Linked DNA regions of Homo sapiens: region 2 is linked to region 1. A link is a loop called in an ENCODE intact Hi-C map of the cell type or tissue named here. Cell type or tissue: HCT116. All regions are shown on one strand. Links, peaks and the distances in the headings refer to the core of each region. The heading gives the core; the rest is flanking DNA. Region 1 overlaps KDM4C (lysine demethylase 4C). Region 2 has its middle 430 kb from the start of KDM4C.

Region 1 (5,383 bases), core at 58-5,057:
AAATAGGAAGTGTGATTGTATTTTCTCCCCCTTGATTCAACTCTTGAGATGGAATACCACAGTGAAACCACTCTATTTTCAGAATTGATATACCTTTCAAAACTATAATCTTTGGCTTGCAGGTTCACTATTATTTGCCTTCAGGTACAAATTTTAAAGTGTACAGAGGCTTCTAAGCAGAATAGTATGGTCTCAGCCAGACACGGAAAGGCTTGTAGCTCAGTCATCATTGTAGTGTAAATTCCTTTTCAAAATAATGTTCTTCACTCAGAGAACACTTGTGCCTGGGCTTTGTTCACTTGTCAAACACAAATCAGAGGTCATCGAATGCCCAGGGGCAAATCCTGCTATTCCAAAATTCATTTCTCCCTCTATTTGGTTGCAGAAATAGGATTTCAAATGTAAAAGTCCTAGAAAGGTCTAAAGACATAGAAACCAAAGGCACTGTGCTACACCACTGTGAGGACGGATGCATTTGTGACCCATGAACAATGCCAAATTTTTTGTGTTTGTTTGTTTTTTGAGACGTAGCCTTGCTCTGTCGCCAGGATGGAGTGCAGTGGCGCCATCTCGGTTCACTGCAACTTCCGCCTCCCAGGTTCAAGCAATTCTCCTGCGATAGGCTCCCGAGCAGCTGGTACTACAAGCATGCACCACCCACACCCGGCTAATTTTTGTATTTTTAGTAGAGATGGGGTTTCACCATGTTGGCCAGGATGGTCTCAATGCTAAGTTTGTTATGCAATGACAGCAATCAGAACAGACATCCGCTGCATTGAAAGATGTGATTTAATATTTAAATATTCATACAACAGTCCTATTTGAAAACTTTATCTCCAAATAGAGTATTTAAAACTAATAGTTGCATTTAGGATCTGCTACAACTTCCTAAGATTTCTTAAAACCCACAAACCTGCTCTGCTGGCTTATTTACAAAAATACCACAGATCTTTAATTAATTTAAGCTGCAGGAAGTGATCAATGTATACAATAAACATTCATGGTAAACATACAGCAACTACCAGAAATCCATACTTCTTTTTAACTCCTTTTGCTAGATTTTTAAAATGTCCTTCTCTTAAATTTTATAATCAAATCTAAGATTTTTACAGTGATCTGTCTCCAAACCCTACCGCCTTCTTCCTTCTGTGTGATACCATAAAAACATCATTTGTTATCTCTAAAGTCCCATCCTTAATCCTTCTTCCTGATCATTTTTATATTGTAAAAACAAAATAGGCCATTCTGTCTTAATGTGTGTTTTATATATCTCTATGTTCCCTTGTTTTTGTCTGTGCACAATTTTGTTCTTCTTCCAGAGATTCACTTATGACTACGGCCAATCAATCATACTAGTAGAGAAAATAAGAAAGAAAGAAGAAAAGGAAAAAATTCTGAATAAATTCTAAATCTATACCACTTGGGGTCAATTCTTTTTCTTTCAGTCCTCAGGCACACCAATCACCTGTGACTTCACACAACCCCCTAGATGGGCTACGGGGAGAAGGAAACGTCCTCAGTAGCCTCCTATTATCCTACAAAGTGCCAATCCTCACATATTCTTTTGGTGAACAGAGAAGGTGCTGCAGGGCACAGGGAAGGGGTTTGCAGTAATAGGACTTGCCACAAGGATAACTTTTCCCATACAGTAAAGTCATTCAGAAGCAAAGCAATTTATTCTAATGGACAGGTAATAAAAATACTACATAATATAAAACCTGCATTAAATATCAGAAGAATGCTGAAGCTGACAGGGAAACTGGTTCTCCCTTTTGGATATGAAGTCTTTAGCCCATTCAGCTAACTTTTCATTTCTTAAGATTTGTTAGCATTTTCATTTCTGCCCTGTAACAGGATGACTCTACTTAATAACCCGGTAGTTTTGGATAGCAACCTGTAGCATTTTTTTAGCTGGGGCAGCAATTACTTTAATAATTACACAAAAGTGAAATATTGTTAAAGAAAACGAAAGAAAGAACAAATTTAACTGGATGGAGACCACTACAGCCAAACTTATTTTTCATTAAAATGTTTTAGGTTTTTAAAAGTTAATTATTAAAGTATTTAAAATTGGACACAGAAATAAAAGAAAATATAATGTCTTGAAAATAAGTCTAATGTCATCATTGTTGTCCATTTAATTGTATGATGAACAAAGGCCACACCTGTGACATTACCAAGCAAGGTGGCTGGATGAGCTAAAGGATCTCCATGAAGCACACACCATTTTAGGATCAATAAATCCACAGAAGAGCACCAAAAGGCTTGTTTTCCATTAGTTGTCATTTTTTAAAAACTGGCCATTATACATAAGAGGAAAAAATCTGCTCAAGTAAACAAATCCTTTCCTGTATCCGCCACAAAATTCTCCTTGCACGAATAATTTACCAGAGGAGCTTTTCAAAAGCTGTAGGTTGAAGCTCTGAATAAATAAACGACTAACAATAGTGTTACCAAAATATTCAAATACCTCTGCATAAATTCCAGTATTTCATATTCTAGAAAGACTGCTAATAATGAGCATTTTAAAAATAAACAGCCTTCATATAATGGAAGACATTTTAAACTTATGCTTGCCCACCAGTCATTCTATTAGCCTCTTGCAGTTACTAGCTTTATACTAGTGTTGTTTATTACTTATTCAGAAAAACTCTAACTTGCCCCAAGGGACAGCAGCTCTTTTTCTACAGTTAAATGAAAAACTAAACTAAAAAACTGTCCTTTGGAATTCAACACTTTGAATGCATCACGAGCAGTACTTTCGATGCTCTATTGTCATCCCTTGGGCACTCGCTCGCTCTCTCTCTCTCTCTCTCTCTCTCTCTCTCTCTCTCTGCAGGTGTGGCCAGAGCTCTGGTTAGGCACTAGAGAAGGGAGGTGGTAGTTTAAGAGCAACATAAGAAACTGGTGCAGCAGCACCACCTCGTGGGTACTGAAGAGATGCAGCCCTTGCTGCTGCTTCAGGGATGAACCACTTGTCCACTCATTTTCAATCCCCAGCTGACCAGAAGTTCCAAGATCAGAATTTTCAACCAACAAGATGAGTACTGCATGCATGTTTCATAGGCTCTCTGGAGTACTGCTGGGCTCTACAATTTAATCATATGTCTCCTGTGATGCAGATAAGTAAAGTAATGCCTTGCTTTAGAGCAATATGCAGACATGTGTGTGAATTAGATCTGTTACATTTAAAGGAGAAACCGTGGAAAGGCAAAGGCCATTTGTTATTGTCTGATCGCACTCCTCCAGCCACAGTCATTATAAGCCTGACGTGCAAATAATGAATAATGATTTGCTGCCTTTTATTCATTTCATAAATATTTACTCAGTGACTACTATGTGCATATACACATACATCACAGAATTTTAATCTTAGGTGAAACTTGATTAGTATTCAATTTGGTTGTTCAATTTCCATAAGAACAGGTAATGTTAAATTGTTAAATGAGATTATATAATTAATAAGTATATAGTAGCTGATATGCACATGTTACCAGACTTTATTGCTTTGCTAACAAAAAAGAAATTTGGATTTGAAAAAAGAAAAAAATCCAGGTTTGTTTTTAAAAACATTTAACAATTTCTGTTCTGTCAGTCTTGAATTCAGTTCTTCCAACCAAGATATTCTCTAAAAATGACAAATATTGAAAATGTTCTCTTTCTGTCTATATCTTCGCTGTAGACCCGTGGATTCTTAAATGAGGGTGATTTTGCCTCCCAGGGGATAGCTGGCAATGCCTGTTTGGTGAAGGCTGCTGGAATCCTATGATGCACATGACAGTCCTCCACAACGAAGAATTATCTGCTCTAAAATGTCAGTAATGCCAAGGTTGACAGAACAAAAACTGTGTCTGATTCAAAAATGTATACTACATGGCAAGACAAGTGATAATTGTTTGGTGAAATAAATTGATTATGACATCTAAATAATTCTTATTATTTTCCAGTTGTATGAAGAGGAAGGCAGAATGGACAGTCTAGAGTTCAGAAAAGGAATGCCCACAGCTCCAGAAAAAAATATTGAAACTGACACTGGCAGACACATATATATTTATGAAATAGGCAGAATAAAATAGCTTACCTGGACTTACTTTTGCCTGGATGAAATACCACACAAAACTACTCTGCTTTCCTGCCGGCCATGAACTTGTTAGGTTACCATTTAAACTTCAGAAGAATGCCTATGTCAGGAAAGTGTACCCTTAACACGACATACAGGCAGAGCATCCTATTCCCTGGAAAGGTGCGTTTCATTCCCCACATAAGTAAATTGTATTATTCAAAGCCATCCTCTCTGAGTCTGATCACCATGGAACATCAATGAAGACTGGGGCACAGACACTGGACTGCAGTGGACTCACAAGGGTGATGATTCCTTCCTGAGGACTCTTGGTGAAAAAGAATCCAGACTTTCAGTCATTGCCCCTGTCAAACTATTACAAACTTAGACATTCTTCCCCCCAAATGAAGTTGCTCCTCGTATTATTATTCCACTAAAGATAACTACTACAAGCATTTTGATGAGGATCATTCTAAGAAACTTTCCATAAATATAACATTATATGAAAAATAATCTGGTCAAGAGGCTGCTATTTTCATCCAAAAATATTTCACAGATCTCAGTTTACATCTGTAACCATAGCTCTATGTTATCATTTGAATAGACTTTTGGTGATAATGACATTCAGTTAAGACATGCTCTTTTAAAGGTACCGACTGCTTAAGGAAGGAAATGTTCCATGAGAAATGTGATATGCACTATCAAGATGAAGCACAGCACTGTGAGGAAAGCGACAAGCTTCACCATCTTTACTTGCAATTATGATATTTCTAGATATAACACCCTGAATGTGGATGAAATAATCCTGCTGCCCTTCCCTGCTGTTCTCTCAAAAACCCTTTGGGACTGATGTGGGTAACGTTAAATCTTTAAGGAAGCACTTATGGACTAGAGAAGCCAAGACATAGGCCTGTGGAGGCAGCCTCAAGAGCAGTGACTACTCCTTCTGAGGGGCACTGCACTGGTAATAACACAGAAACAAAGGTGATTTTAAAAGGTGGTGTAGAATTTTGACAAATATCTATTACTTTTATAATCAGAAAAAAATATTAAAATGTTAACATTTGTTAATATTTGTCACACCAAACATTAAATTATTTAACATGTGGTAGTTCAACTTTTTTTTGGATATCATATCTTATAGTCCTAATTCTTACAAACGTTTTGTTTGTTTTTTGGTGTCTTTTTTTTTTTTTGGTAATCTGGGTATAAGATTTCAAGCTTTCCTATGGAAGTCCAGGAGCTGAAGAATTATACTCTCTTCTTACTTCTTCTGACAGTCACTGTGACCTTTAGAGGGCCATTTAAATGGCCCACTCATTT
Region 2 (5,383 bases), core at 137-5,136, 130 kb before region 1:
CTGCAACCTCTGCCTCCCGCGTTCAAGCAATTCTCCTGCCTCAGCCTCCCAAGTAGCTGGGATTACAGGCATGCACCACTCCACCCAGCTAATTTTGTATTGTTAGTAGAGATGGGGTTTCACCATGTTGGTCAGGCTGGTCTCAAACTCCTGACCTCAGGTGACCCACCCGCCTCAGCCTCCCAAATTGCTGGGATTACAGGTGTGAGCCACCGTACCTGGCCAAGAATATCTATTTTTAAATAGCTTTCTAGGTGATATTAGAATGTAGCTTGATTGAAAACTGCCCCCCTAAAAGGCCTGGAAGTGGTCTGGAGGGTCCCACAGGCTTCAAGGCATGGGTAAGTGAATGGCAGTTCCCAGAATGTAACCATTTAACCTTTCAGACAGCAGCCATCCCAGCCTGCCACAGTCTAAGCTAACAGCTTCATCTCTTCCACTCCTTCCCAAGGACCTCATCAGACCTCACTTCTGCCCTCATTTCCCGGCCCTGCCCACTCACACAATGGAGACTCCCTTGCCAGCTCCCTCGGCTCCTCTATTTTAGCTTGTAAGACTTCAGGGACTCAGCTTCCTGAAAATACTAAAGTGAAACATTCCCTCCCTAATAACTTAGGACCTCTTATGGAACTTAGTTCTCTAAGGAGCCAGAAGGGAAGAGTAAGAAAGCACTCTGCTCAGTCTCTGACTGGTGGCCACAGAAATGTTATCCCAGGCTCTCAGGTGGTCTCCTAGCTGGGAAATATAAAATCCAAATAGCTTTAGGTCAGAGATGGAGCACCTTGGCATCAAAATGCAAGTAACTACATATGAAGGCCTCATGGTACACAGTGGAGGAAGCCAATTTTCTAGAACCTGAAGGTCCCTGAGCTGAAGAAGCTCAAAGAATGACAGAGAGAAAGAGAAGAGGGCTGTACAACAAGAGTTTCAGTGCTTTATTTACCAATGAGAGTATGAGAAGACTGAGCCTATTCGGAGAACCAATGGGAACAACCACCACAGTAACTTAGCAAAAGATACAGAAAACCTCCAGGAAAGAATTTCTGTAAGGCAGGGGCTGGTGCCTGAGCTTATACACAGTAACTCAGCCATTGGAGAAGAGGGATGATTTTGCATATTCTCTAATGTCCTTACCCTTGAACCCTAAGGTGTGCCCCAGTGATATGGTCTAGCTGCGTTCCTACTCAAATCGCATCTTGAATTCCCATGTGTTGTGGGAGGGACCTGGTGGGAGGTAATCGAATCATGGGGGTGGGTCTTTCTCATGCTGTTCTCATGATAGTGAATAAGTCTCATGAGATCTGATGGTTTAATACAGGGGAGTTTCCCTGCACAAGCTCTCTCTTTGCCTGCTGCCATCCGTGTAAGACGTGACTTGCTCCTCCTTGCCTTCCACCATGATTGTGAGGCTTCCCCAGCCATGTGGAACTGTAAGTCCATTAAACCTCTTTCTTTTGGAAATTGTCCAGTCTTGGGTGTGACTTTATCAGCAGCGTGAAAAAAGACTAACACGCCCAGGGTAGCTACCACTTCCAGAGTCCTCTTTTAAGGTGTCTCTTCCACATAAGTCATCTTGCTCTTAACACAAGACCCCAAGCCCCTAGCCCAGAAAATGGCCTGGAGTAGGAATGTAATCCAAGGGTAGTCAATAGAGGCTAAAGCAGAATGTGAGGTAGCCTGGAACAGGAATTCTTAGACAACCAGCAGTGGCTCATGCCTGTAATCTCAGCACTTTGGGAGGCTGAGGTAAGAATAGCCTGAGCTCAAGAGTTCAACACCAGCCTGGGCAACATAGCAAGACCTCATCTCTACTAAAAATAAAAAGTCAAAATTAGCCAAGCATGGTGGCATGCACCTGTAATCCCAGCTACTTGGGTGGCTGAGGCAGGTGGATCACTAGAGTCTGCAGTGAGCCATGATCATACCAGTGCACTCCAGCCTGGGCAACAGAGTAAAACCTTGTAGGAAAAAAAAAAAAAAGAGGTCTCAAATAGGGGAGGCCAACTAAGCAAGCCAATCTGATTCCTAAATAAATTAACTTATTTAAAAAATATTTATTGAGCACCAACTATGTTTAGACATTTAAAAAATCTTATTTAATAAATGCTTCTACTGCATGTACTCTGTGCCAGACACTAATTCATGTGCTTTATGAATATTAATTCATTTAATTCTCATAACAGCTCTGTAAGTTAACTACTATTATTATATCTTTTTAAGGTAAAGAAAACTAAAGGTGCAGAGAGCCTAAGTAACTTGCCCCAAGGTGTATCAATTAATCAATTAATTATTGAGTGGTAGAGACACACTTTTATGTATTAGGGATAGATCAATAAGCAAAAGAGACAAAACTCTGTGCCCTCCTCATACTGATAATTTTTGGTTTGAATGTTTAAAGAGAGAGTCAGTTGAGTGGCACTGGGAGCAGAAGCTAAAAAAAAAAAAAAAAAAAAAAAACCAATGTGAAAGCTGACAGGGAGGCCATGTGGCAGCAGAGTGTTCAAAAGGAAGGTGAGGGAGGTGACTGCAGATGATAGAAAAGTTAAAGGCCAGTGAACTGAGGGTGAGGGCCCAGTAGGAGAAGCAAGTCACATGAAGACCTGCCTGTTGCCAGCAATGTCATGTTCATGAGGCCCAGATTCTTCCTAGAGCCCCTAAGGTCCAGGTATGCAGCCGAGTTTTTTATCCTCTTATTCTTACAATAAGACCACCAGTACTGAATATGAGTAATTTTTGTTCTTCGTATTCTTAAGAGCCTCCAACATTCAGTCCTCTGGTGCCCTAATCCCTTATGAAACTAAGAACTGCACAAAGACAAACCCTAAAAGCCAGCATGCACAAAAAATCTCCTTGAAAGGTTAAAAGCATGAAATTGCACTGTTTTGGGATAAGCATGACCATGGAGAGAGGCACAAAGGTGGGATGACAATCACTCCTGCTTCAGAGAAGTGCAGGGCTTCTTGCAGATAATGCCCTTGGGAATCAGCCTCAGTTAACACCAACTCAACAGAAACAGTGGCAGAAGTTCTAGACCTGCAATTTTCCACTTCAACCAGCAGGCGGTGCAGCAGCACATCACTGCAACATATGCATTAAACAGTGGCCTTGTTACATTGGTTTCTGGGTGTAACATGGGGTAGCTTCAGCATCATCAACAGGGCTGAAAAGAAAGGCCCTCTCCCTCCACCTGGAGGACATCAACAGCTGAGAAAGCTGACATTTGTGAAGTGACATTGGGGAAGAAACAGAGCAAAATGGCAGTCACATGTGGAAACTGAGGGTTTTATGAGCACATCTGAGATGCCCCATGGGAACTCTCAGAAACAATCTGGAAGCATTTGATAGGAGACTGGACATACTGCAATAGCATCTTGTAGTTAAAACAAAAATAATGGTTTGTGTTTTCCCTGAGAACCCATTTAAACCTTCAGATTGATGTGCTGTGGGTGAACATGAATAATTCTTTGATTTTCCTTTGTCTCACCTCAGTTGATGCTGTGCTGCATGGGGAAGGCTGTGTTATTAAAGCTGAGCCAAATCACACTGATCCTCATTCTCACCTCTGCTGTGTCTCAGGAAGCCACATTCCAGATCAGTGAGTCAACTTGATGCTGGTAGGGAACACTCAGCAGGGAGCTTCAGCAATTCCAGTGCAAGTCAGAAAGAGTATTTGGCAAGGGCTGGCTCATTGGAATGTGGTCCATTAGGCAGGGGAGTTGGCCATGGTCAGAATCATAAGACCATCAGAACTGGAAACTTCCACAGGAATTGGCTTTCCCTCACATCACAGACAAGGGAACTGATGAGATCTCATGTGTCCATTGCAGGAATTTCACACAATCATACCCTTCCCCCATATCAATATTTACCAGCTCCTGCTACTCTCCCCAAGAAGAGGGCCAACCTTCCCAGTGCCCTAAACAAACTGGCTTTCTCCTCTCATCCCTTTCCTTCACTAGTATGTTCGGGGCAATACTTGGGAAAGCTTATTTTTGACCAGAAATTCCAGCCTAACTTAATGAGCTATCTGGTCTTCAGCATGGCAAGGTCCCAAGAAGTTGCAAGATTGATGATGGTGATGATGATGAACAGCAATAATGACAGTAGCAACATCCACTTTTTGAGCTGGGCACTATACTAAATACTTTATATACATTCCCTCACTGAATGTTCACCACTCTTCAGAAATAAGTATTATTCTCAAAGTACCAATAGAGACACTGAGGTTCAAAAGTCAAGATATACACTCCAAGTTGCCAACTTATTAAGTAGTAAAGGGAAGATTTGTACCCATATCTGCCTGACTCTGAAGCTCATCTCTCCTCATCTCTTGTTAGATGCGATTCAACATCTACCTTCTCATTTCAGGAAGGAAAGGGAGATCAGGTGTGCAGGAGGCTGAACATACTGCCCTAGAAGGCCATTTCTACCTTCGTTCTCTGTAACTGGTTCCCAATGGCCAGGTCCATCTGCCTCCTACCTTCTTAGAGGTCCCAGGCATTTTCTATAGATTGGTAGGAAAACTGAGGAAGTCAGAAATCTTCTTAAATTAGGAAAATATTATTCAGTGGGGAAAGAAAACCTAGGGGCAAAAAGAGCCTAGAGAGTCAGTCTTGAGGAAAATCAAGTCAACCACATTCACAATCCTATTCATTTTCTAACCCATTTAAATGGAATTCTAATTGCATAAAACAACTAATTTTGCTCATTAAGGTCCAATTAAATTCATCTGAAACTCAGGATAATGGCATTGTTGTTGAACAGCCATATTAAAGATGAAACATAATCTCTCTTGACTCCATTTCCTTTGACAAAATAAAGTTCAGCTGCTAATGAGCCCACAATACCAGGCTTCGTTTATAAATGGCAACAAAGGGTGCCAGTTTTTGAAGAGCAGTTTTTTTATTATCATCATCAACAGCCATTTCCTTTGTTACCAAAATACACAGAAATGATTACGAGAACTTTTTTCTCATTATGGCTTTGATTTTGGGGGAAAAATATGAAATGAATAGCTGCATAATCATATCACGGTAAAGTCACACATTGAAAGTCCATAGCGGGTGGCCTCACAGCCTTGATGCAGGGCATTCTATGGGCTGAGCAGACATTTCAATTTCCAGCCTTTCAGGTCTCAGACAATCCCTCCCCTAGAGTCTAAATCTCTTTGTTTCAGGGCAAACAAGAAATGCTTCTCCCTACCTAGGTGGCCCATACCCCTATATTTTTATAACCTCAGGAAACAACCTGTTTGCTCTCTAGAGTCAAGAAAGAGTCTGTCTAGTGTGAGTCTGCCTTGGCAGACAGACTTGTCAGCCTCTGGCACACCTAGTCTCTTCTATGGGCAGCCATCAGGATGGCAGGAGACTGCCATGCCCCTCCT

Evidence for each region. Peaks named below come from ENCODE experiments on the same cell type or tissue, not always from the same donor. Only the 100,000 strongest peaks of a DNase experiment are listed, where the experiment ranks them.
Region 2: it touches region 1 in a loop (10-fold over the local background); 11 of 110 quality-filtered maps call a loop at or near these places.

What each region holds. Positions count from the first base shown.
Region 1 is chr9:7,050,316-7,055,698 of GRCh38, reverse strand. The region is part of intron 17 of KDM4C (lysine demethylase 4C); the gene reads right to left. Among named protein-coding and RNA genes, the nearest start is that of KDM4C, 300 kb to the right of the region's middle. In HCT116, for the core only: a CTCF peak has its summit at 2,942 (motif pointing left); a DNase peak (open chromatin) is centred at 2,908.
Region 2 is chr9:7,184,069-7,189,451 of GRCh38, reverse strand. No RefSeq gene overlaps it. Among named protein-coding and RNA genes, the nearest start is that of KDM4C, 430 kb to the right of the region's middle. RefSeq lists an enhancer at 3,339-3,854. In HCT116, for the core only: a CTCF peak has its summit at 3,066; DNase peaks (open chromatin) are centred at 3,061, 3,621 and 3,876; H3K27ac peaks cover 512 bases.